Regions from separate parts of the Homo sapiens genome. Here regions 2, 3 and 4 are each linked to region 1. The links are chromatin loops, found by intact Hi-C in ENCODE. Cell type or tissue: endothelial cell of umbilical vein. All regions are shown on one strand. Links, peaks and the distances in the headings refer to the core of each region. The heading gives the core; the rest is flanking DNA. Region 1 overlaps SKAP2 (src kinase associated phosphoprotein 2). Region 2 overlaps SNX10-AS1 (SNX10 antisense RNA 1). Region 3 overlaps LINC02981 (long intergenic non-protein coding RNA 2981). Region 4 has its middle 73 kb from the start of LINC03007.

What was found. Hi-C counts contacts between places; a loop is a spot of excess contacts. Peaks named below come from ENCODE experiments on the same cell type or tissue, not always from the same donor. Only the 100,000 strongest peaks of a DNase experiment are listed, where the experiment ranks them.
Region 2: a loop joins it to region 1, with 7 times the contacts of the local background. A loop is called at or near these places in 100 of 110 quality-filtered maps.
Region 3: it touches region 1 in a loop (3-fold over the local background); 2 of 110 quality-filtered maps call a loop at or near these places.
Region 4: it touches region 1 in a loop (4-fold over the local background); 3 of 110 quality-filtered maps call a loop at or near these places.

The regions. Positions count from the first base shown.
Region 1 is chr7:26,661,524-26,669,466 of GRCh38, forward strand. It overlaps SKAP2 (src kinase associated phosphoprotein 2), which reads right to left. Exons shown (of 13, transcript NM_003930.5): 13 at 5,545-7,943. Among named protein-coding and RNA genes, the nearest start is that of LINC02860, 28 kb to the left of the region's middle. In endothelial cell of umbilical vein, for the core only: a CTCF peak has its summit at 6,161; a DNase peak (open chromatin) is centred at 6,158.
Region 2 is chr7:26,373,630-26,381,572 of GRCh38, forward strand. The region is part of intron 1 of SNX10-AS1 (SNX10 antisense RNA 1); the gene reads right to left. It overlaps SNX10 (sorting nexin 10), which reads left to right. Exons shown (of 7, transcript NM_013322.3): 7 at 1-754. Among named protein-coding and RNA genes, the nearest start is that of LINC02981, 21 kb to the right of the region's middle. RefSeq lists a silencer at 3,051-3,260. In endothelial cell of umbilical vein, for the core only: a CTCF peak has its summit at 3,562 (motif pointing right); DNase peaks (open chromatin) are centred at 2,162, 2,882 and 3,622; H3K4me3 peaks cover 2,263 bases; H3K27ac peaks cover 1,784 bases.
Region 3 is chr7:26,445,437-26,453,379 of GRCh38, forward strand. The region is part of intron 1 of LINC02981 (long intergenic non-protein coding RNA 2981); the gene reads left to right. Among named protein-coding and RNA genes, the nearest start is that of SNX10-AS1, 50 kb to the left of the region's middle. In endothelial cell of umbilical vein, for the core only: no CTCF peak of the experiment used is centred there; DNase peaks (open chromatin) are centred at 3,985 and 4,515; H3K27ac peaks cover 1,977 bases.
Region 4 is chr7:25,859,061-25,867,003 of GRCh38, forward strand. No RefSeq gene overlaps it. Among named protein-coding and RNA genes, the nearest start is that of LINC03007, 73 kb to the left of the region's middle. RefSeq lists a silencer at 3,596-3,705. In endothelial cell of umbilical vein, for the core only: no CTCF peak of the experiment used is centred there; a DNase peak (open chromatin) is centred at 3,381; H3K27me3 peaks cover 1,549 bases.

The DNA.
Region 1 (7,943 bases), core at 3,944-7,943:
ATCATGAGAAAAGTTTATTTAGAAACTTTATAGACAGAAGTAACATCTCTGTGATTAAAATCACCATTAACAGAAATTGACCATAGCTTGGAAGTCAATGACTTGATCAAAAAATGCATTGAAAATTAAAGGAGAATCAAATCTCAAACTCCTCTAGGATTATTTGCATCAATTTCTGTTATAAATAATAATACCAAGGGCTCACTAAAATTATTTCAAGTAGTATTACAGCCAATGCTGAGTATCAACATTTTTTTCCCTTGCTAGATTTCGGTGTGAAGGAGAAATTATTTGATCATTGTTTCATTTCAGTTCTCATATCTTTAAATGCAGGAAAGCCATGTTTGACGCTATTGTTGATTTTTCAAGTCACTTCTAAACATAATCTCACTTGAGCCTAACCACAATCCTGACAGGGCAGAGAGAACAGGCACCACTGGTATTCCGCAGGGAAGGAAACTTATTCTAGGGCACAAGGCACTAGAGAGTGAAACTAGAATTTTGGTTGACTCCAATTCCAGTGTTCTTACTACTACTCACTTTCAGCTGAATACTGCTGGTACAACTCTGTCTCCAACTGAAGGAAAAGAGTCCTTACTCCTAAAGGGGTAGGGTCACTCTCAGCTTCCAGAGTTATGTTACCATAACTGGTAGCAACTCTGTAAAAGACGTTCACATTATTCATATACACAGCTCTTTGCTTCCCCTCACACTTAATTCAGGAGCTACAAGCATTTTGGAATTTTTTTAAAAATATTTTCATCTGAAACAATACTGAAACCCTTGCGTTTCCCTCCCCGTTTATTTTTAAAAATACATACATAAGGAAAGATTCCCAGTTTGTTTCCCAGATAATCCCTAAGGTTCAGATATCACAAAATCAGAGAACCTTTTATGTCTTAGGACACTGCTAGTGGCTTAACCTGCTAAGAACTGTACCAAGGTAAGGTTATGTGGGGCTGTCCTTATCCTTCCCTGTGTTTATGCCCTATCTTATTCAGACTATGAATCTACTTGGGAAAGACTATGTCAAATTCTATGTTTGAAATACCCCTTGCACAGGATGGCACTTAAATGTAATTTATTCAAAATGGAATCATTTAATTAGATAGGAAGAAAAATAGCAAGCCCTGAGACGATAATAAAGAATAAAGCAAATATGCTGACCAACTGAAGCAAAGCAACAGAGAGATAATAACACACATTCACAAGATTGCTACATTTCAGGTTTTTCAATTCAGGATGCTTATAACAGGATAAACACACAGTTACACAACTTGTTTTTCTGCTGGGTTCCCAGAAAGCAGAGGGCACACTTGACGTTGTGAACTATGTAGAGCGATAAGAATTGTAACATCTCATGCCTCATATGACTCCAGCTCCTTGGAATAGCCTGAGGAGGAGGAGGAAAGTGGCGCAAGGAGATGAAAGCAGGGAGCAACAGAGACTCTACGGACCACAAGCGCTTGACCTGGGAATTAGGAATTAGTAGGGTATCCTAGATGGGACAGGTTATTTTACACCACTGAGATCTACTTGGGCAGCTGGAGATCAGGGTAATGCAGTCATTCACTCCTTGTCCTTCAGAAGCATGATGTTCTGAATAGTAGGCATGGAAACATTTCAAAGAACTCTACAGAATCAAATACCCTTTGAAAATAGAACTTTGGTACACCCCTTTCTCTTGGGCTATAAGACAGTCAGTACTATAGGGTGTATTTTAGACTATGAGAGGGCTCAATTTTACCACCTCTCTGGTTAAATTCCAGAGCCATAATAGTGAATGTTAGTCCTTACTTATCTCTTAATCTTTTCACTCTCCCCAACCCTCAGCCTCCAATCACTGAAGTACAAAATTATTTAAAAAGGACTTGTTCAAAAAACACAACAGAAGTCTTTATGAGGTCCAGTACAAGGCACTGCTTGGGTGTCCACGGAATAAGACCTTGTACGTACTTATGTATCAGATATTCCAATAAAAATTCTTCTTAAACAAATTCATATCTCAACAAGCAAAAGTCAGGTCAGACATTGCCATCACTCAGTTACAAAATTATACATGTTTTACAATGAAGTTTACTGATGGTACAGTTTGTTAACAATCCTTTATGTGTTTAAACCAATCAATTAAAACCCATCTCCTAAAAAACAACTATTTGAGACAGAAGCAGCTGGATTTGCAGTCCTCTTCAAGGCTCCCCTGGCTGGTCCCTTTACTGGGCTTCACATTGGAGGAGGTGGGAAGGATGGGAAAAGGTCCTTAGAAAAGGGTCAGTTTGGCTTGGTGTCCTCTCTGGACTCTGCTGCTTTGATTGACTTCCTATTTTCATCTGGACTGGAACGTCAAGTGTTCCTGCATAAAAGTTTCGTCTCCATTGCGGATCAGCTGCTTTGGATCTGATATGATAACCATGGTATGCTTTCCTGACTAGTGAGCCAAATTCAGCTATCCAATTGTCAATTATTGGATGATTCTTTTCACATGCTTCAGATTATTTTCTAGAAATGGTGACCTCATCAGTGGTCAACAAGCATTTGTTGTGTGCCTATTATATGCAAAGAATCCAAATAAGCATTTGGTTTTAATTCATCACAGTACTGCGCAGCAGAACAGTGTTCAATTCAGGGCAAGGAGGCTGGTGTGAGGCTTGGTTAGGTAACTCACTACCCTAAGGCTTTGGGGACAAATTATTCAGCCTGTTTCCTAATCGGGAAAATGGTAATGAATAACAGAACTTACTTCATAGGGTTGTTATAAGAATTGAATGAAAAGTGCACAGCATGACAAATAGTAAACACTCAGTAAATGTTAGCTATTACTATTACTAGTCTGACTTAAACTGTTATCATCACATTTGATGTGATAAAGAACACAAGGTTTTCTAAATAGACTCCCATGGGAGCTGGGAGGGGAGGGTAGTAGATGAGAATCTGCTTATTTGTTGGAATTTTCTCCTCCACGAAAGCAGCTGTCTTTAACCAGCATACACTAGTGTCATTAATTTTCTCCTTTGAGAGTACCTGTGTGACACTTTCCTCAAACAAGAAGTAAATTGCAGTTCAAGCTACAAAATGGCACCTGCTTTTACTCTAGCAGGAGTGATATTTTTATATTAGAAAGTTGAGGCCAATAAACAGAAAACAGACAAGGGCTGTGCTATATTGCCTCTCCGAGTAATGGATAACAAAAAAGAAAACTGAAAAGAAAAAAAAAAAAAAAAAAGAGGAGAGAAACCTAGGGAAACACCTTCCAAAGTTCCAGCATTAAGAAAGGTACTTAAGAGATGGGCTTTGGGAGCAGTTTCTATATTCACGCCTTTGCACATAGTCAAGTGTTTTGGCTTGCTCAACTTCCAGCCCCTCTCTCAACACTGAAGACCTAAACTGAGCAGTGGTATGACTAAGGCGACTTTCTGCATTTACAGTTCCTTTCATTTTGGGGACTCAAAGCACTCAAGTTAACATAATCATACAACTTTAAATAAACAGGGAGTAAAAGTTAACAAAAAGGACAAAAGCTAAATTATGATTAGATTTGGCAGCAACTGTGAAACTTCCCACTTACTTGCACAAATTTTTGATCTGCCCAAGGCGACAGCTAGAATGCTTTCAAGATCAGATGCAGGAAAGGCTTCTCTGATATTACGCAAGTGGAATGCAGGGCAGCAGTGATTTGAGATGTTTCACTGGAAAGTGAAAGTAGATCACTTGCCCCAAGCTGCCCGAGGAGGCACCTGTGCCTCTTATTTGAGGTCACAACACTGAACACAAGGGAAGAAAGGAAGGAAACATCTAAGGACAATGTACCACAACTCAACTTTCTTATTATTCACAATCTCACTCAATTCTGTTATAACAATAAAATCCAATCTACTTGTTGATAGTATTATGGGATATACTAACTGTATAAAGGCATTTTCTCTACCAGGTTTACTAGTCAAGCTCTTTTCTTCTTAAATCTCATGTCTTGAGATATTGTGGGGTGCCAAATCAGTTAATTAACAAATATTTACTGGATCCACACCATATAATGTGTACCATGCTGGCAATAAATAATATGTTTGTGTATAAGTAATGGTAGAACAGATTCTACTAGCAGAAACAAGAAAAAGCCCCTCAAACATAGCATTAATGAAATGTCATTCCATGCTACTGTGATCATATGATTTTTAAAGTATTTATCTCATCATAAAATAGTATGCTATCAGAGGTTCTAACAGATATTCTGGAAGAACTCAACTATAAAGCAGTAGGCGTATAATAAACTGGCTAAAGCTGAGATGTCTAGAAATCTCTTGTTCCCAATCCAGAGTATAAACTGTTGTGCATTTGAGTATATATTAAACTTGTATAATAATATTTTAACAATGTAGTACTTATTGTTTCTCTGTATTTTTGAATACTAAGTATATTACTATAAATAAGATCATATTCATCAAATGTTTTTATTTTATATATATATACAGTGTACACACACACACACACACACAAAGTATTCTTTCAACCTTTGAGTGAAGCTGTGTTTTCCATGGCTTGATCATGTTTTGATCTCCACTCTTCACCACCTCTTTCTTTACCATGTGGATTGCTTTCAATAGTCATGAACCTACTGAACTCAAGAGAAGCAAAAGTGATCTCTATATGGTGTGTGTCTATAACTCCAACAAATGAAATACAAATGACTGATTTATCTGAAATTTAGAACTTTAAAAATTCTCACAATGCTTCACTCAGTCTCACTGATGAAGTTCAAGCTCTTAAACAACATGTATATTAGGGTTAATTTTCTTCTAATGGCTGAACTGCAAATCTGAATTCATAATATCTAACTCAGTTCTATTTTAAATTATGACCCTGGATAGTACCAGTCTATGAATAAGTAGCAAGTAGTAGAGTGCAGAAATTACATGAAATTATATAAAAAGTAGAAATCATAAGAACTAAGAGTGAGCCTTTGTACACATTTAAGAAACAGTTGAATGGATGCCCTACTCTTTGTGCAAGGCTATATTCAAAGTGGTTGTGTAATGATAGCAAAAAGTGAAACAAAACAAAACATGAAACAAAAACGAAACCCCATATATATGGATTTCACCTACACATGGTTGAAAAGTGATTTCTTTTTCCCATGGTCCTATAATACTTTATGTAATTATCTGTAATTAAATTAGCACACAGTAAAAATAATCAGCTTCCAATAAAATAAAGTATTCAAAACAATTGCTGGACTAAATGACATTCTTTTTCTATGAAAGAAAGTGTCATATGCAGCAAAGTGGCAAAAATAGAACGGAGTGAGCTGTGTTAAGTGTAAATCCTAAAGCAATGAAAGTCATTTGTATTATCCTTACTTCTTTGAATAAATTCAGATGACAGCCCTATTTCATTTCTTCATTCAGTTTGGCGGCCAGATGGCATTAGAATCATTTACTTCACCTTGTTGTGCTTAATTACTACAATCAACACACTATTTTCCAAATTAATCATAACAAAGTAATTTCATTAGTAACACAGCAGGCTGTTGAATTATTAGCATCATAACAGTTTGCAAACAATTAAACTTTATTTGAACCTTAAAAATTTGCAGAGTGGAACATTATTGTAAGATCTAATGGCAATAGAGTACAAATTCAGTACAGAGCAAATAATCAAGCAAAATGCTATATAAAATATGACTTACAATCACCTTTGAAAAAAATTAGCTCTCTAACTGTTCACAGAAAAACAAATAAAAGCTAAGCAAACATAATGAGACCATAGCAATTAGCATATTTTCTAACAAGCCATGTTGTTTAAATTTATATTAATGATATTATTATGATCTTGAAGAGTATGTGATATATTGTCAAGGGTGTAAAGAAAACTCTCCCTGGTTTGTATACAAATGATTTCATCAAATGAATATAAAGCAGTCATGAATTGAAAGTAATGATTATTTGTCCTGTCACTCCAGTTTTAAGTCTTTTCTTTCCTTTCTTATGTCTCCCACCTATATTCAAGTTTTAAAAGAACAAAGGCCGGTGGAGATCTGAACAGAAATAACACCTTATTTCTGTATTGTCACTGTTCACGAGACTATCTGGCTTGGAACTGTTGGTCATCAGTTGGCAAAGGACTCCCTCTCCTGGATTAACTGTAAAAGGAGGCAGAAATCTAGATGCTTTCCATCATGGGCGAGTTTGTGCCATGGGGGAAGGGTTTCAAGAGGTTTTGTCTGCAATGAAAAGCTGCTGCCATCTACTGGCCTAGGACTAAAAACTTCTTTTCAACCCAAAGCACAAACCCAAATCCACAAAGGCTACATTGTCATGGGAAACAACGGCTTTTGCTTTTCAGCTGCTCAAGTTTTGAAAACCAGTCCACTAAAGTCGTCTTTGGTTGTCTAACTTTTGCCAAGATAATTTCAGTCTATTTCAATGGCACTATATGAGGAAAAGGTAAGAACTGCACAAATGTAACTTCTGAAAACTTTAACTTCACAATGTCTCTCTATATAAACTTGTTTACTCACAATCCCTAAAATCAAATTTCTTTTTTTTTTTCACATTTGAGATTGGATGATCATGATATTGAGGGGGTAATGGTAAAGCAGACCCTCTCAAACACTGCTTATAAACAGTTTTACACAAATAATGGAGATTTTAAAATATTACCAGCTCAGATACATGTTTAGAATCTTTATAAAGCAAAGATATTGAAAAGTTCCATAAAGATAATACCTGATAGGTAATGATTCAATATTAGGAGTTTATGTGTAGTCCAAATAATTATCTAACCAGCAATGCATTTTGACATATGTTAAGGCTACATTGGTATCTCATAGGTATTTTAAACACCTCTGATTTCAAATATACATGAAAAGGTAATTATATGATTCTACAAATCTTGCTCAGGCAGCACAGAGTATAACTCAAATGTCAGGCTAACACTACCTTTCTACTCACCTGTTGGTACATGCTACCACTGGGATTTCTACACTCTCCTCTGCAAACCCTTCCTTTCTTTTCAGTGCTCTGAGAAGTATATAGAAAAGCCTCAAATCTGCTGTTCTGCAGTGGGATGTAAATAGTATAGCAATAAGGCAAGATAAGAGAGTGCTTGGTTATGCCTTTTTACTTTGAGAATACACTGAGATTCTGTTTTTTTTTTTTTTTTTTTCTGAGATGGAGTCTCACTCTGTCGCCCAGGCTGGAGTGCAGTGGCGCGATCTTGGCTCACTGCAACCTCTGCCTACCTTGTTCAAGCAATTCTCGTGCCTTGGCCTCCCAAGTAGCTGGGACTGCAGGTGAACATTACCACACTTGGCTAATTTTTAGTAGAGACAGGGTTTCACCATGTTGGCCTGGCTGGGAGATTCTTTATACCATTTTGTTAGTGGTAGGGTGGTATTTCTTAGGAATTTTTTGTTTCATTAAATTTAAACAAAAGTACAGTAGAAAATGTTGCCAGGCCCATCATCGCACCAGGATATTTGTACGGTAAAATGCTTTGCATGAGTCATACTTCTGGTACGCACTTCTGTTGCAGGTGACAGCACACTGCCATTTGCAACTTCATCATTTTTTCTTTCTTGCGGCTGTACTTAATAGGAATTAAATGTGTGAAAATAAATAATAACAATAAAGTTATCTATAAAGTTTGAACATTCTTTAGCATTCTTTGTTTAGCAACCACATTCTTCAGCATCTACCAAAAAAAACTCGCATGATACACTAAATTTAAAATGCTATGAAATTATACATTACTCTCTAAAAATAATTGATGTCCAATGATTAAGAAACATTACAAATCACACCAGAAGTAGCAATAGTAGCATACTATGCTATAGTAGACTATATGTTACGTATAAAATAGTGATGAATTCTTCACACAAATCAAATGGGTAAATAAAAACTATAATTATTTCTTTGCAAAATAGCAACAGGTATAACTTAACTGGTTGC
Region 2 (7,943 bases), core at 1,596-5,595, 290 kb before region 1:
TTGAAGTTCAGATTTCAGATGAGGCAACATTTTCTTGAGATAATTACCCAAGTTTCATCCATGTTGAATGGTACAAAATATTTCTGTGAAACTAACAGGAAGATATTTTCAGATAACTAGGATAACTTGTTGCTTTGTTACCCAGCCTAATTGAAGAGTGGCAGAGGCTACTACAAAAAGCAACCTTTTCATTTTCACTAAGAGTTTAAAAGCTATTGTATTATTAAAAAGTCTTTACAATGCTTGTTTCAAAGAACCAACAGAAAAAAAAGCTAAGAAAACTGAGAACTAACATTAAAAAAATTAAATTTAGAATAAGAATGATTTCTTTAATTTGTCCTTTTTTTCTTTGGTCTAAAACATTATTAAATTTTTGTAAATATTTTGATTTAATGTGTCTTAGATCCTCATTATTTTAATACAGGAAAAGAAAAGATTTAGTAATTTCTTACCATGCTAATATGTAAAGTTCATGCCATCCAGGCATTTAAGAGCGATCCTCATCCCTTCAGCAATATGTATTTGAGTTCACACTATTTCTGTTTTACAGCAGTTTTGAAAAACACATACTATGCCACCAATTGTCATATTATTTTTAGATGATGTAACATAGCCATCAAAATTAATATTATGTAATGCCTAATACTTAGTATGTAAATGTCACGAGATCATTTTTACATTAAACGTGAAAAAAAATCAACTTTGCCGGATCACTTATTTTATACAAGAGAATATATTCTGCCTTAGACCCAAACTCAGTGTTTTTTATTTTTTATGAGGAAATTTGGTAAAACATGGTTTAATATTAGCTATAGTTGTACATATTTGAGGCTTTTAGCCTTGGTTTAGTTGTTTCAATGTCCACACACTGGCTTCTTAAAACTGATTTCTTGCAGCTGAGATATTTAGATGAACTTCAGTTCCCAGTGGTTTTCTTGCTTTGTCTCTTATTTTTCTCTGGCATATTTTTTATAAAGCTTTCTTTAGGAAAAAGAAAATAATTACTGATGTAGCTAACTTGAATAGATGTTTATTTAACACTATTTTTAATGTGACTTAAATGTAAAGAATTCTAATCCTGGATTCTTTATGATTACAATACAGCAAAACTGCATTTTCCCTGGCTGATTCTTAAAGGGTAAACTATTCACCTATAAAGCCAACTTACGTGTTTTGTTGTAGAACTAGATTTATATATAACCCAAAGGTGTCAACAGCACTGAACGTCAACAACCTGTTACTTCGGCTTCTTATAAAGTCTCACTTAGAAGAAAGTTACTTAATTCTAGTTAAAATTTCAAGTTTTAAAAATTACTAGGGACAAACAAGTATTTATTTTTAAGCAGATACTATTCCTTAAGATATGAAGTATCTTGCCAGTTTTTCAAACCTAGTCCACATTTTATTGAATAATTAAATACAAACAAGTGATATGCAGTATAAAGTAAAAGAACAAAGTTTCTTTTATGACAATTAAGAAGTTAAACAACTTCATTTAGCCTGGCCACAATAACCGTTATATCCAACAGTAAACTGGACGTTGTTTTGAATTTGGTTTGTATTTGTTGGATGCCTTAAGGATTCATTATTATTGAGCTACTGTGATACCAATAAGGTTTTCAGTATTTGAGCTATAAAAGACAACCCCTTTTCATTAGAGGCCCCTTAACATTTTAAACGAAAATAACAAAGCTTATTCTGTTTCTAAATAGTCTTCCTCTTAATATTTAAATTACTTAGCTGGTATCCTGTGAATACAAGGCAACATCTTTTCAATGAAGGAAACAATTTCAGTACAATTTTGTGTTTTTGTTTGGAATATAGACCTTTTCTTAGTTTATTATATATAAACACATTTTCAAATACAAAATACTGTCTGAAATTAGTTACTGCAATTTGACATTCAAAGCATAGAATTTTCTTTGCAAATAAAGGTCATAAGAAATTAATAATTTTAATAGAGTGGAGTTCAAAAATTTCAGAAGGATGTAAATAAGCAACAATTTCTTTAACATTTGCTATATATACAAAGGACTTTGGTTCTATTCTTTGCCATATGCATCTTACAAACGAGTCACCATTGTCCCTTTTTAGCAGACACAATTGCGCTTCACTCCTACTGCAAACTTTTCTAGATCATGAGCAGTGCATTGGACACTAATTTATTTTAGCTGCGCAAACTCTGGTAGTTAATGACCCTTTCTCTTTCTCCAAAATTCCAAAGACTTCTTTTCAAAAGATATAGAGGAAAAGAGAAAAAAAACCATTAAGCTACAATTTCCTGCTGAATTTAAACTCTGGTCTAAAGACACTATGTAAATGGCTTATGCTAAAGAGGAAAATACCCTTTCTCCCCCGACGAGAAGTGTAGATTCATCCAACCCCACACCGCTTGTCTTTGCTGCTAGAGGCACAGCACGGGCATAACTTGTGGTTGTGTTTTTGCTAGTTTCTTACCTCTGGGCCTTCTTTATAGCTTTGCCCCCCACCCCACTGGCGGTGGCGCTCCCGCGGCTGCACCCTCGGCCGCCTGTTGGTTGCGGCGCCTCCGCGGCCCGCGCGCATCCCCCGCGCTGCGTCCCGCACACGCGCGCTCCCGCCGCGTCCCGCCCGGGCCGCTCCGCTGGCGGCGGCGACTGGGCTGCAGGTAGCGAGCCAGCCGGCCTCGGTCCGGTAACCCATGGCAACCGCCCTGGTAACCCATGGCAACTGCGCGGCGGAAAGAAAAAAAAGAACCGTGGTGGGGCGGGGGGCGGCGGGCGGTGAATGGGAACAACGACCGCAAAGAGACAGCGATTTACCGCGCGGGCCTGCGGCTCCCGGCCGCACCTGCTGCAGACGGCCCGCGAGGCCCCTTCCCGCGCTACGGTGACGATTCTGGCTGCTGGGGAAAAGAGCAATAAGCAGAAAGCCCTCGTGCAGAGGGGATCCGGGCGGTGCACTTGGTGTGGGAGGCTGCCTTAAACGCCGATGACCCTCCCGGCCTCCGCGTGTCCCGGCTTCCAGGGCCCCGCCAGGCTGGAGAGCGCGCGTGGAGAGGGCCTTGCCGCCTGGGGGTTGGTTGAGGGGCGGCCGCGCCGGGGCCGGGGCTGGACTCCAGGCTTTGTTCTGCAGACGCTCGCGCCCGGCCGGAGGAGGGGCTACACCGTGCTGCCCCGGCCCCATGGGGCCCGGCCCCCGAGGGTCCCCGCGAGCGGACGCGGTGGGGCCGGGCAAACTCTACGTGCCCTAAATTTTGTCATCTGCACACGCATCGCACACATTAGTTAACCCCTTTCCCTTCTAGGCCCCCGAGAACCTAACCTGCCCGGCGGGCGCGCGGCTGCGTTAACCTGGCCCCTTCCGTCTGGAGAGGGAGGGGACGGTCGCGCCTGGTGGTAGGACTGGGCTGTGTGTGTGTGTGTGTGTGTGTGTGTGTGTGTGTGTGTGTGTGTGTAGGGGGGTGATACAAGTTTTCCACCCGCTTTAGGCTGAGGCCCTGTAAGCGGGACTGTGTTCTAGTACCCGGAAAAAGCGCGCGGCCTGTGACACATCAGGTGCCAGGCCGCCGGAGGACAGAAGGGGGCGCTGCCGGGCCAGTGCGGAGGCTGCAGCCGCCCACTGCAGAACGCGCCCTTGGTTGGGTCTGGCGAGCTGCCCGCGTAGTGGAGTGGTGTTAGGGCTCCCAAGTAGAAAGAACCTGTTCCCTACGTAGGTGTCGGTTGTACTTAAGAGCATCATTTGGTCGCTCGTGTATTCGCAGAACCCCTAGCCTGCAATAAGATGGTTCAGGAAACACAACCAGAACCGGTCTCATTCGGTACCCAGCAGCTACGTGCATACAAGTCCAGAGACATGTAATGGGGTGGAGGGACCACGCTAGGAATCTGGAGGTCACACATCCAGGTCGAGTTTTAACTAGCTGTGATTCCAGGCACATTGTGATGTTATAAAAAGGAAAAGATTTGGCCTGGATGATTATGAGGTCCTCAATCAGACCACTCTCTGTAGGTGTGTTACAGTGACAAATACAAATAGCAAAGCCATCTGGAATACCTTTGTTTTTTTTTTAAGGCAAAGGCCTATGCAAATATAATATGCACACGCTTCTGAAAGATGATTAGATCAGCACGGTTTAAGATACCCCATATTTTTACTGGTAGACAAGAGAAGCCGGCTATGTAGAGAATCCTATTTTAATCCTTTCATAAAGACAAGAATCTTAGATCTTAGGGAAACTTGGCTTATTTTCACAAATATGCACGTTCTGGGTTCCACTGCTTATAGAGGACCCGGTACTGGGGAGCATGTGCTCTAAAACCTGTTTTAGAGGTAAAACACAGGTGCTGACCTGCCCTGGGATCCGTGCAGTACAATCCCAGCTCTCTGCATAGCGGTGTACTGGGAGCCCTGTGCTTTCGTTTAATTTTTTTTTAAACAAAAGAAATTACAGAAAAGTGCAAATTTAACGTGTGACATTTAACATTTTGCCGTGGCAGGCAGCCTCCACTTAAATGGGGCCTTTCTGCGGAACAACAGGAGCCAAAAGGCCTTGTGTCATGGAGTAATGTAAGACACAATCTGGGCTGCAAACGCACAATGAATCGGGAAGGATTTATGTAATTAATTGACCAGTCTTAACCTGTTATCGTGATGTAAGGAATTTGGAACTCATTAATTTGGGCTCTGACAGATTTCATATTAGAGCTGGCAAATATGGATTGAGCCTCTTATTCTTGTAGCAGCTGGAATTTCCATGACAGTGAGGCTTAGTGAAGAAGACCTATTGCTGGAGTCAAACTGCCTCTTGCTAATCAGTAGCCCTGCTCTGTATTAAAGGGATAATGAAAGAAAAAAAAAAAGGAAAAAGCATATTACCTAGTTGGGGGAGTGGAAGGGGCTTGTGTTCATTCTGCTAGTACGTGGGTTGAGCTCAAGCATTTGTAGCTGAACCAAACATTAATTGCAATCATAGAGTTAGGTGATTTCTCAACACCTTGAGAGAAGAGAAGGTAGAATGGTGTCAGGGTCAGGTTTGATATTATCCAAGTTAAAGAGGGATTAAAAGACAGAGCCTCTGAATTTCATCTGTGTGCACATAGAGACTGTATGAAGAAAGAGGTAGAAGTCTTACGAGGGGCAAATGGGAGTTTTTTTGGTAATGTCATATTCATAAATGAGCGGTTCAGAGCCCTGAAGGAGAGACTGCCTTTCTCAGGAGCCACTTCCTGACTCCTGGTGGGAGCTCCCTAGTGGACCCCATGAAACCCAGAATTCACATAATGAGCGTTTAGTTGATAATTTAATCTGTGTCCTCTTCAAATTTTATGATGTTTACTGAATCACCCATTTGGAAATGTCCAGTTTCTTCTTTGAGATTGTAAATAAACTCAGTAAAAGTTTAACTTTCATTTTTTTTCCACCCTTGACAATCAGAAAATTGCTAGGTTCAAAAAAGCTCCCAGAGATTAAACAAAATGGTTTTTTTTTCTTCCTTCACAATAGTTTTCCCTTATTGCTGTACTATGTGATAAGGTTAATATAACAGCTGCCATACAGATCATTAATACAGGGAGATAAGCAAAGTTGCATGCTGGAAACATTTGCAGGGTATCATTTGCCTTCTTCTGCTGATAAAGAAGCCTTAGGTAACAAATACAGATCACAGGCACTGAATATTTAACTTTTTAGACAGAAATCCCAATTGATCTTTCCTAATATGTTATTATTCATAAATGCTCTTTAAAGTTGGGTACTGACTGCTCTCAAAATATGATTTTTTAAAAAAAATTTGTATGTTACCTACCTTTTCAAGTTTACAGTCAAACGTAATTTACTTTTTAATATGACAAATAGTTATAACTCTTGCAAAAACAAAGATTTCCATGCCCCCCTCTTCATTCTTATTTTTCTTTTTTGAAAATTGTCTTAAATTCAACCAAATTCCAAAGTAAAGAATTTTCCTTTTAGTTAGTGATAATGGGATTTGATCTATCAATGAAGTGCTCAGTATAAAGATTTGTTTTTGATTATCTTGTTAACAAGTGATTTCTTTAGTTTTGGCTCTATTTAAATGAATGCATAAAGATAAATGCTAGAAATTTGCATCAATATATTAATGTTATCCTTCACATTGAGAGCAAAGAGGGAGCTAGTATTTGTTATTGGTAGTATTATTTCAGTGAGAAGGCAATGAGGATAAACAATTGATACCAGCAAGACTTGGATAACTAGTATAAACCATGACAAGGGCGATTAATAGTGTATATAAACACACTTCAAGTTTGTATACATGATCTCAGCTCTCACCTAGTGATTTCTTTGTATTTTTTTAAAGGGTGATTTGTAAGTTGGCAGTTACAAGGCTATCAACTCATGTGCTGTGTGTACTGTTTATATATTAGAGGTATGGAATAGACATACTGAAGTGTGATTTACCGGAGAGAGTGTTGATTTGGAAGGATGTCTGGTGAATCAGGTTCTGGCTCTGTGGCTGGCACGTACCCAAAGGCAGTTCCCAACCTCTCTGGATGTCAATTTCCTCATCAGTACAATAAAAAGACTGGATACAGAATGTCCTAAAGGTGTTCCCTACAGCGCTAGTTCTGAGGAATGCTAATAAGTTTACTAAATGCTAATAAGTTAAAAAAAAAACAGGATGGAGGTTTCCATGGCCAGTTACATTTTGGACACATTGGGCTAAATAAAGTTTAATATTAATTTTTCTGCAGGACTTCTCAGTGACTTTCATATGGTAATATTCACTGTGAGGTCAGCACGGTGGCTCACACCTATAATCCTAGCACTCTGGGAGGCCGAGGCAGGTGGATTGCTGGAGGTTAGGAGTTTGAGACCAGCCTGGGCAAGGTGGCAAAAACCCATCTCTACAGAAAAAAAAAATACAAAAATTAGCCGGGTGTGGTGGCACATGCCTAAGTTCCCAGCTACTTGGAGGGATGAGGTGGGAGGATCGCCCGAGCCTGGGAGGTCAAGGCTGCAGTGAGCCGTGATCATGGCACTGCACTCCAGTCTGGGCAACACAGCAAGACCCTCAAGAAAAAACATACACTGTGAATCTCTAAGAGTGTGTGTGTGTGTGTGTGTGTGTGTGTGTATGCATCTCTGTGTAGGGGTACTGTGCACAGTTTTCCTAAACTGATTCAAAAAAGAAAGGGTGAACAGTGATCCCTTGAATCTATAGTACTTTGGAGTCCTTCTGAAAATGATTAAGGGGCACTTGCATTCACACTAGGTGTTCTTGAGGCCAGGGTGCAAGGAACATGGGATATCATTAAATGAGAACGATTCCCCTTCAGAGAACAGGTTCTACAGAAAGGCAGGGAGTATGGTACTCAGTTTGTTTGTTTGTTTGTTTATTTATTTTTGAGACAGGGTCTTGCTCTGTTGCCCAGGCTGGAGGGCAGTGGCACAATCATGGTTCACTGCAGCCTCAACCTCCCAGTCTCAAGCCATCCTCCCACCTCAGCCTCCCGAGTGGCTGGGACTGCCGGTGTACACCACCACATCTGGCTAATTTTTTTTATATTTTTGGCAGAGACAGGGTTTTGCCATGTTGCCAAGGCTGGTCTCAAACTCCTGAGCTCAGGCAATCGTGCTGGGATTACAGGCGTGAGCCACCTTGCCTGGCCTCTCAAACTTAAAAGCCTCTGTTTCTTTCACTCTCTCTTCTCACCCTACCAGATGCTCCTTGACTTATGATAGGGCTATGTTCCAATACATCTATGGTAAGTTGAAAATATTGTAAATCAAAAATGCATTCAATATATCTGACCTACTGAACATCCTAGCTTAGCTTACCTTAAACATATTCAGAACATTTACTTTAGCCTACAGTTGGGCAAGAACATCTAACACAAAGTCTATTTTATAATCTTGTGTTGAATACCTCATGTAATTTATTGAATACGATACTGAAAGTGAGAAACAGCATGGTTGTATGTGAA
Region 3 (7,943 bases), core at 2,177-6,176, 220 kb before region 1:
GTCACTGAGTTATTAGGAATGGCCTGTGGGGGTGGCAAGGGCCTGCTGTCTCTTGACTCTTGCTGAGGTAGGTAAAACATTTAGGCTGGCTGCTTAATGGAAAGAGCTTGGCTTTGGAGTCAGTCGCCCTTTGCTACTTTCCAGCTGAGTAACATTGGGCAAGCTACTTGCACTCTCCAAATCCCAGTTTCCTCATCTGTAAAATGAAGATAATGGGCCAGGCATGGTGGCTCACGCCTGTAAACCCAGCACTTTGGGAGGCTGAGGTGGGCGGATCACTTGAGGTCAGGAGTTCAAGACCAGCCTGGCCAACATGGTGAAACTCCATCTCTACTAAAAATTCAAAAATTAGCTAGGAGTGGTGGCGTGCTCCTGTAATCCCAGCTACTCAGGAGGCTGAGGCAGGAGAATCACTTGAACCCAGGAGGTGGAGGTTGTGGTGAGCCGAGATCATGCCATTGCACTCCAGCCTGGTCAACAGAGCAAGACTCCGTTTCAAAAGAAAAAAAAAAAGAAGATAATGATACTTCGCTCAGTTGTGGTGAAGAATTCACGGGAAAATGCATAAAAGCCCCAGGCTCATTGCCTGGCATATGCTATTAGCGGATGTCTGTAACCATCCTAGGGGGCCCTCTGTAGACAGACTGAACTGGGAGAGGATCACAAAGTGGGGGATTCAGAAAGTCAGCAACCAAGAATATTGGGAACAAGGACGTAAACGCACCTCCACTTTTATTCTTTCCTTTTTTCTACTTGGTTGAGGTGAAATTTACATGACACAAACTGTAATCCATTTTAAACTCCAATTCAGTGGCATTTAGTACATTCACAGTGTGTGCAACCACTACTTGTATCTTGTTACAAAACATTTTCATCATCCCCAAAGGAAACTGTCCACCCATTAAACAATCCCTCCCCATTTCCCTGACTCCTCAGCTCCTGGCAACCATCAATCTGCATGTGACTCTGTGGATTTACCTGATGTAAATGTTTCATGTAAATGAAATTGGTTTGGGGGGGTTCTTCCATTTTGTAGCATTTATCAGAATTTCATTCATTTTTATGGCTGAGTAATATTCTATTGTAGGTACTTACCACTTTTGCTTATCTATTCATCCCTTGATGGATATTTGGATTTTTTCCACCTTTTGGCGATTGTGAATAACGTTGCTATGAACATTTGTGTACAGGTATTTGCTTAAGTATGTGCTTTTGATTCTTTTGGGTATATACCCAGGCATGGAATTGTTGGGTCCTATGGTAATTTTATATTTAACTTTTTGAGAAACCACCTAATTGATTTTAAAAGCAGCTGTACCATTGTACATTCTCACCAGCAATGCGAAGGATTCCAATTTCTCCGTGCTCACCAACACTTACTTTTTGTTTATTTTTGATTATAGCCATCCTTGCGGGTATGAAGTGGTATCTCATTGCATGTTTTTTCCCCTTTTTTCACTGTGGTTTTGATTTGCATTTCGCCCCACCCCACCTTTATTTTTTAAATTCAGAAGAGTTGTTTGGTCTTCATGGCTTCTTTGAATCCTTAGACTATCCCTGATGGTTTATGTACAAAAGAGGTTTCTGTGGAAAAAAAAGACCCTCTTGTACAACTCCGGTAGGATTTTAAATTAGTACAAAGTCTGTGGAAAGTCATTTGGAACACTCCCCATTGAAATTACAAACACACACACCCTTTGATCCAGCAGTTCCAAGTCTATGAATCTGGCTTATGGATATACTCCCATGTGAACAAAATGATGTATCTATAAGGTTATTCACTGCAACATTGTTTATAATAGCAACAGATGGGAAACAAAATAAATGCCCCTCAACCGGGAACTGGTTAAACAAATTTTGGCACAGCCATACAATGGGATCCAGTACAGCTGTAAAAATGATGGAGACACCTCTTTGTGTGCTGGTATGGAGGGAATCCCAAGACATATTGTTAAGCAGAAAAAGAAATCAAGATGTAGAACAGTGTATAAATAGTCTGCCCTTCATATGAAAATGAGAGAAAAAGAATATGTGTGTGTATGTATGTATGCATATATAAATGCTTGTATTTCCCTGAATATTCATGAAATACCTTTGTAGAAAGGAAATTGGTGGTGAGAGACAAGAGTGGGAAGAAAACTTTTTACTGTATATCCTCTTGTGCCTTTGGAATTTCAAACTCTGTAAATATATTTCCTGTTCGAAAAATTAAATTGAAATGAAGACAACTCATAAACACCTAGAAATCTCATTAATTTGGGCTCTGATAGATCTGATCTTATGGTGATTTCAGTAGGACATGGACTCTAAGGTAAGCTTTGCTACACAAAGTGATGCCAGGGACAGGGTTGCAAAAGAAATAATTCAAGATCTCATCCCTCCCCCTTCCACTGCAGTCCCGGCTGCAGCCTTAGCTCACTGACTTGTTCACAATTTGAACTTAAGTCAGGCTTCCCGAGGCCATCCTGAATGACTTCCCGCAGTTCCCCCTTGCCCTTGTTCTGAGAGTCCTGCCCTTGGGCTTGCCCCAACACATGGTGCTCAAACAGAAACCAATGGGACTGGAGTATGCAGAGGAGCAGGTACAGCCCTAGACACTGGAAAGAAATTATGTCCAAAGTAAGTCTTTGAACTTGAGGTTGGGCACTTTGTGGCACCATGTTATCCAAGAGCTCTGAGTAGATCAGACGGCAGAGGAAGAGAAGTCTTAGCTCTGTCACTTTCTTGGTCAGTGTCTTTGGGCAAATCACCACATGCCTCTGAATCTCTGTTTTCTCATCTCTAAATGGGGCCAATACATGCAGGATTGTTGCATGTAGATGATGAGATGTTAAGAGGGCTTTTCTTTCCTTTTTTTTTTTTAACCCCCAGAGATGGGGTCTTGCTCTGTTGCCCAGGCTGGAGTGCAGTGAGTGGTATGATCATAGATCACTACAGACTCTAACCCTTGGGGCTCAACCAATTTTCCTGCCTTAGCCTCCCGAGTAGCTGGGACTATAGGTATGTGCCACCATGCCTGGCTAATTTTTAAATTTTTTTGTAGAGATAAAGTCTCACTATGTTGCCCAGGCTGAAGAGGGCTTTCTTAATATAAGCCTTATAAAATGCTGTAAGAACATGAAGGTTAACTTGAAAGTCACTATGAAAAGTCCACATTGGTTAAACATCTCCAATGTGCTTACTATGTTTGTGAGCTGGAGAGATGACAAAGAAGAATAACAGATTCTCCACCCTTCAAGAGTTTTGAGGGCTCATAGGCTAGTGAGAGAGGTGGTTGTGAAGACAATTAATTGCAGCAGAGTGCTAAGTATAGAATATAATGGAACACCAGGTGTAGGGGTGTGGGGAGGAGGAAGGCACAACTGTGCCTGGGGACTCAGCAAAGGCTTCTGAGACCAGAAGATGTTAGGGTTGAATCGTGAAAGGGAAGTAGGAGGTTGCCAGGCATGTAGGGCGCATTCCGGGTGGAGGAAACAGTCTGTGAAAAGGCAAGACGGGAAAAAGGAGAGAATGTTTATGGGCAACTCCAAGCAACTGGTTGCTGCAGAGTTTGGGGTATGTGGGTGGGAGCTGAGGTTGAAAAGGGATGACCAGGTCACATCTTGGAGACCTCTTTTATGGAGGTCACAGCTAAATGATGCAGTAAGAAATAAAACAAAAATACGTAAATATGGCAAGCAATCCTTTTACAGATCCTTCTCTCAGACATAAGATACTAAAAGACACTGAGCTTCCATATTTTTGACTCCCGACTCCCTGTGAGATGCACTGGGCATGAGCTTTGAGCATGCCCTTGTGAGGAACTCCAGCCAGCAGTCCTGGACTTTGAGCCATCCAGGCCAGACTGCAGATGATTCCAGCTCCTAGTCATGGAGTCACTCCAGTCAAATATCAAAATACTTTGGATATTTCCTGCTGAGGTCCTGGATGAGCCATCCTCACTGCGCCCATTAAATGATTCCTAGAATCTGTGAGTACAGGAAGTTGTTATATCCCAGGATGAAGTCACTGATCTAGAACAGGGAAAAGCCTTCACGTTGAGGACAGCTGCCCTGGGGAAGAGGATCATCTGCCCAGGGCACGTCCCAAGGTCATACGATTCATGCTGCTGCCACTGGCCTTTCCAAAACCCAGACACCATCATGCCACTCCTCTGATTTAAAAGCTGCCGTGGGTCCTCTCTGGCTGCAGAATGTAGCCTAACTGCTCAGTCCGTTGCTCAGGTTATTCACAGCCCAGCCCTCACCTTCGCCTGAGCTTCCTCTCCTGTGACTCTCCTCAGCAGCTCCAGGTCCTTGCCTCTTTGCTGCTTGGGGAAAGCATACTCCTCATTCAGGGTCAGCCAATTCCCGCCTGTCCTCACAGGCAGAGGAACAGCCTCCTCTTCTAGGCTCGCTCAGCACTCGACACTTTCTTCTTAGAGCTCTTTTCAGACGTTCACTTTTTGTGTTTGTATTTTGGCAAGACTGTGATTTCCTGGAGGGTAGGGACCATGTCTGACTCATGTCTGTAGTCTCAGGGCCCAGCTCTGTGTCCAGTTCAGTAAATGTTTTAGATGATTGAATGGATGCCTGGGAGGAAGGGAGGTGTGCTCCCCAGCAAACAACTGAGTGAATGTTTTCCAGGGGTGAGTCAGGAGTGATCTGTAAGTGCTATCCTCTACTGCTTTGTCTTCTGCTGTTTTTCTTTCATTCTTTCCCTCCTGCATTGCTTCTCTTATACTCATTTTTAAAATACATCTTTCTAAAATTTTTAAAAAAATTTTTTAATAATTAAAAAAATAAAGATGGGATCTTGCTAATTTGCCCAGGCTGATCTTAAAATACTGGGCTTAAGGAATCCTCCTGCCTCGGCTTCCCAAAGTTCTGGGATTACAGGCATGAGCTACTGCACCCAGCCGATTTTTTTGTGCACAAATTTTTAGAAATACCTGCCATGCAGGGGTTTGTATATTTGGGGCATAGATACCCAGGTAATACCCCCATCCCAGAACAGTTACTTCAGTTGTTCTGTGGATGATAAATCAGAGACCTACAATGTAGATTTCTCTTTTATATGTCTTTATTGCCTATATTAGGATTCATTAGTTACAATGAAAAGGAGAGGTAGAAACAACATAATTCAGTGTTCTGACACAAGGCTGTTTCCTCTGGTCCACAGGCTAATTTTTTTTTTTCTACTTAGAATTAGAAACTGATGATACTTCCACTTTTTCCCTTAGGAAAATGTTTAAGGATTTAGTGATCTTACTTTGAGGGTAATTCTCCAATGATGCTGCCTAAATGTTTCTCCTTTAATTTCATCCCAAGGCCAAGCTTTAATGCTTGAAATGATTAGTTCACACTGCAACTAATTTAGAATTTGAGTTAACACAAACACAGTTTGCATGTATATTCTCATAAGAAAGGTTTGAAATAACCCTTTATCTGCAAGGTTTCAGTATTACCAACATGCAGCATTTCATCCAAATTTGTCACCATTTTACAAACAAAGGGCTCAAGAAATCAAGGCCTTTTGAATCATCAGGGCCTACTAAATTTTTTAAAAGACTAAATGCTTATGATGCATGAATAGGTAATGGAGGCATTTACAAATTTCAATTTTTAGTCCATTAATCTCATTTACTTATTAAGAATCATTTATAGAAAATTCAACTCAACCAAGTACCTGTATAAGGTAATGTAGGCAATGATTTTGTAAACTAGTAAAAATTATGTCAGGTATTATTGACATCTGCACGTATTTGTAAATCCAAGACTGCATTTTAAAAGATGTAGACAATCTAGATGTATTTGCCTACCATTCTGTTACAAGTAAATCTATATATATTTTTTCTTTTTTTAATTATTTAATTAATTTTTTTTCTTATACTTTAAGTTCTAGGGTACATGTGCACAACGTGCAGGTTTGTTACATAGGTATACATGTGCCATGTTGGTTTGCTGCACCCATCAACTCGTCATTTACATTAGGTATTTCTCCTAATGCTATTCCTCCCCCCACCCCCATCCCATAACAGGCCCCAGCGTGTGATGTGTGATGTATATTATTTTTATTGTGATGTATATTATTTTTCACGTTAAGATAAACAAAACCAGAAAATGTGTTTCTACTTTTTGTATTTCTGCTTTTTGTATCCCATATCCTGGAGAGAAACGAACTTTCGCATCGCAGCTACCTGCATTTTCAAGTCAAGTAAACAAACTTGGAATCCAAAAGTGTAAGCAGCACCTCTGCTGGAGATAAGAAGTGGCTTAGACATAAACCCCATCACTACCCCTCCCACAACCTGCTTCCTACCTCATCTTTCTTCCAGCAAAGCTGGTTTGAAGGCTCTGGACTTTTGATCATGGCCTCGGGCCGCTGTCCTGGATGGCTGGTCTCAGAAGACCCTCTGAAAACCCAAAGAAGCTTTGGCTACCAGGGGATTCATTTCTCATCTTAAAATTATTCTTTAGAGACAAGATTTAAACCTTCACTTTCTAGGCCTTAGAGTTCCCTTCTCAGAATAACAGGTGGATTACACCGATGGCTGCATTCTCCCCACAGCGGCCACAGGATATTTAAAAATGTAAATCATGTCCCATAACCTGCCTTCCCATTGCACTTCAGATATCCAGGTTCCTCATCCAGGCCTTCGAGGGCCTTTGGGATCCTGCTGTGCTCCCTTTACATGCCTGGCTTGAAGCTCCTCCCCTGCCAGCCTTGCTCTTCCCCTCCCAACCTCGCTCTGCTCCAGCCCCGCTCTCTGGTCTGGCCTCATACATGCCCAACTTTCAGCCTCCAGGGACTTTGTGCATCAGGTATTTCTGTCTAGTGCATTCTTTTTTTTTTCTGTTTGTTTGTTTGTTTTGGCATGCATCCATGCATTCCTCCCCTTTAGGTCTCAGCTTAACCCTCACCTGACCACCTGGTCTACACTTGTTCCCCACAAACCCTTCTGTATTGTCTCACTCCATATCAGTCTTTGTTACAGCACCATTTTCATTCTCTCCTGGGCCTTTACATTTGGTCATGACTTCTTTACCTATCTCTGTGCTTCCCCACCTGACTATAAACTCCATGGGAGCAGGTACTTCAGTCATCTGGGCCTTGCAGGAGGCCCTGCTCTAAGCTGGTATTGCTGGCTTTGCTAGATGCCCAGCTAGGCCACACGTCCCAGCTTCCCTTGCGGCTGTGCTGCTGAGTGCTAAGACATCACCTGAAGAGTGGGAGAGGAAGTGATGTGTTTAGCTTCTGCCTCATTTGCTCGGAATGCATTCCCCAGCCCTAGATGTGTACCCACCTTTCCCTCCTGAGGACAGGAGCGTGGCGGTGCCCATGATCAGCCTGACTGTGCAGACAAGGACACACTCTGGAGGGTGGCAGAGCAACTGGATGGACAGACATGGGCCTAAATGGCCACATGTGGCAGAGCTTCACCCAGCCCAGACCATTTGCCTTGAAATGTTCCATGAGTGCAGAATAAACCTGCATGTCTTTAAGCCACTATACTTGGTCTCTTTGTTATGTGGCTTAACTTTCAGCCAGACGGTTGAATCAATAGTTATTGAATGAATGACTGAATCATCGGAGGCTCGCCAATTTTACCTGGTGCCTTCACTACCATAGGGTTAAGAGGGGAGGTGGTCATCACTGGGAATCATTTACTGAGCACCTGCCACGTACTGGAAAACATTCACCAGGAACTTTTCTGTGCTGGTTGGGTGTCTTCAACTTTTCCCATCTGAAAGCTCCCTGTGGCCTGAAGTGATGTCTCACTGCACTGTTGATGGATTTTTCTCTGCCATCCCAAAGAAACCAAACTTGAAAGGATGTCACGAAGCATGCAGCATGTAAGTCACACTCTTCATGTGAAGATTCTAAGTTGTTCTGTTATGAAAGATCTTGTGTGAAACAGAAATGCCATCTTATAGACTGTGGCAGTTTGTGACCCACATCAT
Region 4 (7,943 bases), core at 1,701-5,700, 800 kb before region 1:
ATTGGTACGGCCGCACCAGGCGCGCTGCGAGGAGGATGGGCCTGGCCGGGGACCCGTGGAGGATCCGCCTCCAGTCCCGAGGAGGTCCCCGTTTTGTGGCTGTAGTGATGTGGCGTAAAAGTCAAGTCGTGGACTTTTCTATTGGCCTTTCCGTGCAGGAAGCCCTAGATGTAGACCAAGCACTAATTTGGTGAATTTGTAGACCAACTTGACTGAAAGGCTCGGGGAAATGTCACCTAGATGAGTCTGACCCTCCCTAAATGAAAGCCATCTTGGAGGAGGCCAGGGAGTGAAATGGCTGGGGAAGGCCCGGCAGGTCTTCATCATAAGAGTCCACGTTTCTCAGCAGTAACGATAATATTTTAAAACAAAGCAAAACAACATTGTCAAAAAATCTAGGAGACAGTGATCACTGCGGTCAGGGGCGCTTAGTGGGCCGCAGCTCATAGGAATGCTGGGGTTTCCCAGATTCTTCCCAGACGGGCATCGCTTTCCTCTAGGAATGACAGTTTCCGCCTTGGCTCGCCTCAGAGGTGCGCATCAGAGCCAGCTCAGGAAGCCACTACCTGTCACAAAACCGACCACACCATTCTGGTTTACACGGAGCATATAGCTTGGGGTTACCCAGCTAAAATAAATAACTGAAGGGAAATTGTTGGTCAAGAAAAACAAAAGGAAAAATATATAATAAAAGGGGTATCTATTGTTGGACGTGAGACGGGTCCCTCTACACACGGGAAGACGAGGCAGAGGAGATGTTGTTAATGCCCCTGGGTATTAGATACAAAGAAGCACAAAAAAAGAAAAAGAGAAAGGAAAAGAAAAAGGAAGGAAGGAAGGAAAGAAGGAAGGAAGGGAGGAAGGAAGGGAGGAAGGAAGGTAGGTCAAGCCTTCTAGAATTTGTTACCCTAGATGAATAATTACTTAGACTCACACACGCAGATGTTTTTTCTGTGAGAAAGAGATTAATATGGTCTGTCCGTAATGTGACATACACACACAGGGGTTGTATTTCCATGTTTTAAAACACAAAACAACTAAAGTTGATCAGTGAGGGACATGTTTTTAACGGTTTAAATGTTTTATGATGGACCAGTAAAAGCAGAGTTAAATTTCAAGACATAATTGACTGGAGATTTGATTATTTCCCCCCATTTCTGAGGGGGAAATAATCCCTTTCCCAAAATAAAGTTATACCATTGATAAAAATAGCGCAGAGGACCGTGAGAGTTAAATAAAGCAGAAAAAAAAAAGACTATGTGTTGCATTGAGGCAAAAATAACGAAATTCAAAGGCAAATTAAAATAAAGCAATGAGGATTTATCTGAGGAACCGCCACGGGCAGAGGAGCAACATCTGTCCCAGATGTCAGACTTCCCTGCAACTTGATCCATGCGTTTCCACTTTGGTTTCTGAACCGAAGGAGGAGTGCCGGCAAGGGAGCGCCCGCAGTCCTGCGGTACAGGGCTGGCGCAGCCTCTGAGTGCGTGTGTGAACTCTGCCAGGAAGCTGTGAGAGCCAGCCCAGGATTCAGTGACCCTGTTTCCCAACCCACAAGGACAAGTACATGGTTTTCTCTCTTATCAATTCCAGCCCCGCGCAACCAAGTGAAAGCAAATGCACTGGACCGCTTCGGAATTAAAATGAATTGCTAAAACCACGGACCGCTCTGTCCGGGGCCCAGACCTGTCTCAACTCGTGGTATTTACATTCCTAGAGCCCGTGCGGAGGAACACGTCGAGGCACGGGTGGCCGCAGCACCCGGCCTCCAGGCCTAGAGTGAAAAATTTTTTAAGATCTGGTTCTCTCCCCGCCGCCTCTGTGGAGGGACTTGGGGGCATTCATCAGTCTGCAATGTTTATTCATTGTTGTAGTACCGAGCTTTCCAAACGAATAGGAAACTTTTACATCCCTTCCTTACACAGATATTTATTATCTGTAGGAATATTTAAGGGGCTGTACTGGGCCGTTCACCTTTGACAGGGGCCGTCACCTCACACTCCAGTGTAATGGACCACACTGCGGCTGCATTTAATTTATTGGGGTGAGAAGTTGCTGCGGGAGGTTTCCAAAGGGGGTCTTTGTCACGAAGAGAGAGGCTCTGGTCCAACCCCGTAGGTGCTTAGAAGATTATATTTTGGCCTCGGAATAACACAACCGAACACAACTCAAAATATGAAAGACATTTCCTTAAGGTGTGGGTTCTGATACCGGAGTTCACAGATATTTAGGAGTCTATGGAGTGGCCTTAGGCGGTCAGGAACTCCCTGAAATGAAATGCTGCATTTTGGGTGGCGGTCATGTGGCTCCTTAACTTTTTTTTTTAAATTAAATTCTGAAAAGAGTCTGTGACTACTATCCACAGATGAAGAAAAAAAATCATTAAGAAGTCATAGTTGAAAATTACACCAAGGGCTCGGAAGTTTTGCACTGAGCCTGAATAGAGGAAACCTGAGAACTGGTATAATTAACAACCAAATAAGCATGATTTTTCACTTGCTTTAAGGCAAAAGATCAAAACGAGCATTACTGAAATCCTTTAAAAAGCCATGCTGTTGTGATAAACGCAAGAGAGCTCAGGGACCTGGCAACCGGCTACCTGGTGTTAATATCAATGCATTTTTAAACCAAAATGCTTCATGACTCAATTTTCCCTCTAAACTTCAAGGCAACCCAAGCTCTCTTAATATTGTCATTACCACGGCCCAGAGAGGGAACCCGATCCGATGTGGTTCTAAAACAAAATGGGATATTAACCGTGTTTGTTTTCACTTTGATCTATAGGAAATAGGTCCTGCACCCTGTGACCCATTAAACTAATAAGATTATACACATCAGCAGAGCGGAGGTTCTAATTGTTTCCATCTGTCCCAGATCTTTGCATTTTAAAATTGATGAAAATAAGACATGATTTACAAAAAACAAAATATATTGAGAGTGAAAATGTGACAAAAGTGAGCCCCTCGGACCACACATGCAACCAATTACTGAGAAAATAAATAGATGTATATGGTGTGGCGCTTTTGGAAGAAGAAAAACCGAAGCACGAAACATAATCATTGAATTGATCTGGGGGTACTCACTCATTTCATAAAGCTAACACTTGCTTGAAAACACCAGCCAATCAGAAGCGTTTCCGGAAGACACTCTACACCTCTCCGCCTCTTCATAAATATTTAAACCGCTTCTTTCTAGATTTGTCATTTAAATCTACTAGGGAATGTGCCTCAAGGGCTCATCTTTCACTGGGTCGCTCACACAGAGGTGGGGCGAGAGGGAGGAGGCGCATTAGCCCTGCGCTCTCATTTGCTTAAACGGCCTTCTTACGTCATCGTAAGCCTAAGCCAATCCGTGAAGTGCACTTTGACAAGCTACCCGCCCCTAATTTGTCCTTTCACCGCCAGCCTAAGCCAATAGTGTGGCTGCATGTAAATGAGAAACCGCGAGCATCTCCCCCCGCCCCCGGCTCCGCCCAATTTCCCACCTCTTCCCGGAGCGCACAGACGCCAGCTGAGTGGGAGGGGCCTAGCTGCGGGCGGAGCACGGAGGAGGAAGGGCACGAGGAAGAGGCGGAGCGGGCCGAGGCGCGCGGAGCTGGGTTTGCTGAGTGCTTCCTTCCTCGGCCCCACCTCCCGCCGGGCAGGATGCCGTTTGATCATTGGCTGGTTTAATAAAGAGGGCGTGTTTATTTTGCATAAATAGTGGGCGGGCACCCAGGGCTGCTTTGTAACTCGAGAACCCGGTGTCCCGCCTGTCTCCCGGGGGGTATGGGCGGGTCTCCCGCCAGCCTCGCCAGACTGAGCCAAGGGCCTGAAGGAAATAAATGGCTTTCTGAAAAAATTCGTCTTAATTCGCCCTTTTGAGAGAATTCTGTTTCTAAATGCATTTTTTTCGTTGGTTCTTACAAGTCGTTAAGAGTTGTAACATGAAATAAGTAGAGATCACCAATCTATCCGCCCCCAAATTAATTTTATTTTAATCTGTGTAAGGGCCACTGCTCCTGGCTGGCCGTGTGTGAAGCAAAATTTTTGTGCAATAAAAATTATTCCTTCACTAGAATTCATTTTTTCCTTTGCTATGAATTCCCTGTCTTCCTAATTTTCCACTAGCAGAGCTAGGGAGAGCCGAGTTGCACTGAAGCAGAGAAAGGATGGAAAATTCTTTCGAGCTAAGCATTTATGAATTGCTTATGAATGATGTATGTGTTAAAATTGTTTCCAACAGTAAAATGCCCCAGGGATACTCGGTTGACAGTTTTTTAATAAGAGAATTCTTCTTGTGATTGATTTGATCTTTTTTTTTCTTTTTTCTTCTTTTTTTTTTTACAAAAATTTTCCCTGTTTTAGGTCGAACTGAACATAGACGTACCTTTTCACGATTTATGAAATAAGATGTCAAGTGACAAATACCTGGAAAATGAAAGGATGAACACGATCTTCAGGAACCTAAGTTTTAAAACATATTGTCTGCGCGTTTATACTGGGTAACATTTTTACAGTTTTCAGAAAAGTTATTATGGTAGTTTGTTTGCTCCAAATTAAATTTGGAAGTCTTTGTTCCTTAATTTGGATTACATTTTAAAATCTGAGTTGTCAACAAGGCCGTTTCACGAAAAAAAAAGTAAGAAAGAATTACTTCTTTTGGCAGGCTATGGGCCTTTATTTAAACAGAAATTAAAATTCACAGCCAAAATTCTTTCTCTCTCCACTGGAAAACAAATTACACCTTTCCGATTCTGCAATTTCTGGGCCTCCAGCACAGAAATGATAGAGGATTCCGAAGAATTTCTGTATTAGTAAGAAGTTAAGAGTGCTCTCAGTGGAGAATAATGGTTTGTGGAAAATTATAAGATCAAGGGGAATGGAAAAGTTTTCTTGTTAGGTCAGTATGGTGTAACGTTTATTCTTCTAAATACTTTTTGACATGTAACAAAGGTAGGAAAATTTGCTTAATTACTGTCTTTTTAAATTTACATCAGTATGTGGATTACATTTAACTCAATTCATATTTAATTTTGTAGTCTTAAAAGTAAATAACTTGAGGCATTATTTTATGCCTCCTCCATGAAATTATATCCAGAGACATTATTCCATTGCTAACAAGTGATTCAGTGTTAAAAATAAATGTTAATTCCTATGATATTCCAAGCAATTACAGTAATGTATATCCATCTTAAAGCCAAAAACATTGTCAGTTGATAATTTGTCAAATTGTTATTTGAAATTGAACTCTAGGTAAAGTAGAGTAATAAAACATTAGCACTTTTATACACCTGGTTCTTAGTAATTATAAAAAGTTAATTTTACAATCTACTAGGAAATAATTACATTTTAGTGTTAATTTTAGGCGTTAGCTTTATATGACTGTGTTAGTGCTGTTTTAATAAGCTTTGGGGTAATGAATAAAGTACTATTATAATTTAAGTAATATAACTAAGCATTAAACCCAAACTATTTATTATTTAAACCAGACTATCATGTTATTTTTCATTTTTCTTTAATGAATAAGGTTTTTCTGGTTATGAAGTATATATGTTCCTGAAAAAATCTGAGAAATGCCAAAAGGCATAACAAGAAAAACCCAAAATGTTTATATGTATTCTCACAATCAGTAAGTAAATCTGTTTCCTATATTTTCTTCCTATCTTTTTCTATGTATTAGTAGTGAGGTCATTTTTTTGTTTTGCTTTAGTACGAAATTCCAGTTGGGTTCTATATTAAGAACTTGCTTCTCAAAGCTCAGATTTATTTTGTTCTTATTTTCTGCTTGGACTATAATTTGACTTTGTAAGAATTCACAGTTTTATTACATTCATATTTTTAACTTCTTTTTATTATAAGAAATACACATTCATAAAGTAACCACTCAGAACTACTGAAAAGTAGAAGTAAAATATCATAATGATCTGGCCATAAAAAATTCCCAGTTTGCATTTTTTAAAAACACAGTATTATCATTTATAAATATAAATCATTAATCTTTTGGGTTAAAACAATATTTTCAAAAGTAATTTACTTTTTTGCATATGTTTCAAAGATTTAAAAGTTGCATTTTAACATTCTAATGTAGCAAAGACTAATTTAAGTTTTCTTGTTCAGCTTAACTTCTGTAACCTATGCCAGCAATTCCAATATTGTTCACATAAAATAAACATTTTATCTGAGCTTTACAAAAATGCTTCTTCTTTATATTTTCTATTCTTCTTAATATGCATTTGTTGATTACTCCTCTTTCAAGTCCTGCATGAATGCATAATCACGGCAAACCAACACATAAAAGACATTGGTCTGTTTTCAAATTGCAACATTTTTTCTTTAGCCCAATTATGTTTTACTAACAGCATCTGCTTCCAATCTATTTGCACTTTTAGGAATACTGATTTTTATTAATAGCACCTGAAAATAGCAGCAAACCACAAAGGACATGTAATTAAGAATATCATCAAACAAGTATTTAACAAAATGCATGATTAGCTATGTTTGTGGCCTCTAAATTGAGCAAAAGTACATATCTCACCGTTTCATTTTACAGTCTCTATTTAGTTGTTCCCCATCTTGATATTACGGTTTCAGTAACAAAACAAATAGCCCTGTTTATCATTAAATTGTAAACTCATAACAATACACTGTTTATAATATATCACATATCCTGTAAGTTTCTAAGCCAAATTATTTCATTGTGGTGGCAGATGGTTGTGGAAATCAATCTGTTTTTACATGTTGGTTCTCTCAGCTTACAGTAATAACTAACTCTAACATATTTAAGTGAGGGTTCAAATAATAGAAATGAACCACGTTCCAAATATATAAATTACATTGCCAACTGTGAGAAAGTCGAAATCTGTGTTCCATGTTATTTTATTTAAATTTACGAATTATGTGAAATGGGTAATTCCATCCATTTTTCCAGTATGGTTTTGTAAGAAAAAGACATGGAAATTGATATCTCCATAGAACAGCAACAGTTTAGGCCACTATTTTTATGGATGCAGGGATCCAAGAATTAAATAAGAATACACAGTGACATTTAAAAACATCTCTGAATAAGAACTGATTGACCAATTACATGCTCACAGCTGGAAGGTGTTTGTTTCCATATACTTTTCAAAAGATTGCATTTGCCTTTGTGGACAAACACTATCTCCAAGAAAGGAAATTAAGAACATGAAAGAGGTATTTTGTTTGTTTCAGGTTCCTTTCATTATGGGTATTTTTAAAAAATTTAATACCATGGGCCGGGCGCGGTGACTCACGCCTGTAATCCCAACACTTTGTGAGGCCGAGGAGGGCAGATCATAAGATCAAGAGATCGAGACCATTCTGGCCAACATGGTGCAACCCTGTCTCTACTAAAAATACAAAAATTAGCTGGGCATGGTGGTGCGCGCCTGTAGTAGCAGAAGTTAAACTATTCGGGAGGCTGAGGCAGGAGAATCGCTTGAACCCGAAGACGGAGTTTGCAGGGAGCAGAAATCGCACCACTGCACTCCAGCCTAGTGACAGCGAGACTCTGTCTCAAAAACAAAAAAAAAGAAAAACCATGAATTCACTATTTGAGATATATATATAGAGAGAGAGAGAGAAAGATAATTATATGTCTATCATTTTTTTTCATGAAAACAAGCTATGTTTTGTACCCAGAGTGCCATAATCAAGTAATGAAAACAGACTTGAAAAAATAAGTGGCAGCTTTATTAACAGTTACTGTATTTAGGGATGTTATATTCTGTGGCTGTTTCTAAAAGATGGCAAAGCAGTTATGAAAACTTTAACTTTCATTCGCTATAAAAATGTCATATACAAAAATAAAAACAAAATAGTGCCAGAATACCAGCTTCCCATACAAATACAAAAATGTATCTAAAGGGAGAAAGAAACAGTCTGTCTCCAAAATGTAAAATGAACAAGGTTTTTTTTTTTTTCTTTTAAGTTTGGATTACGTTG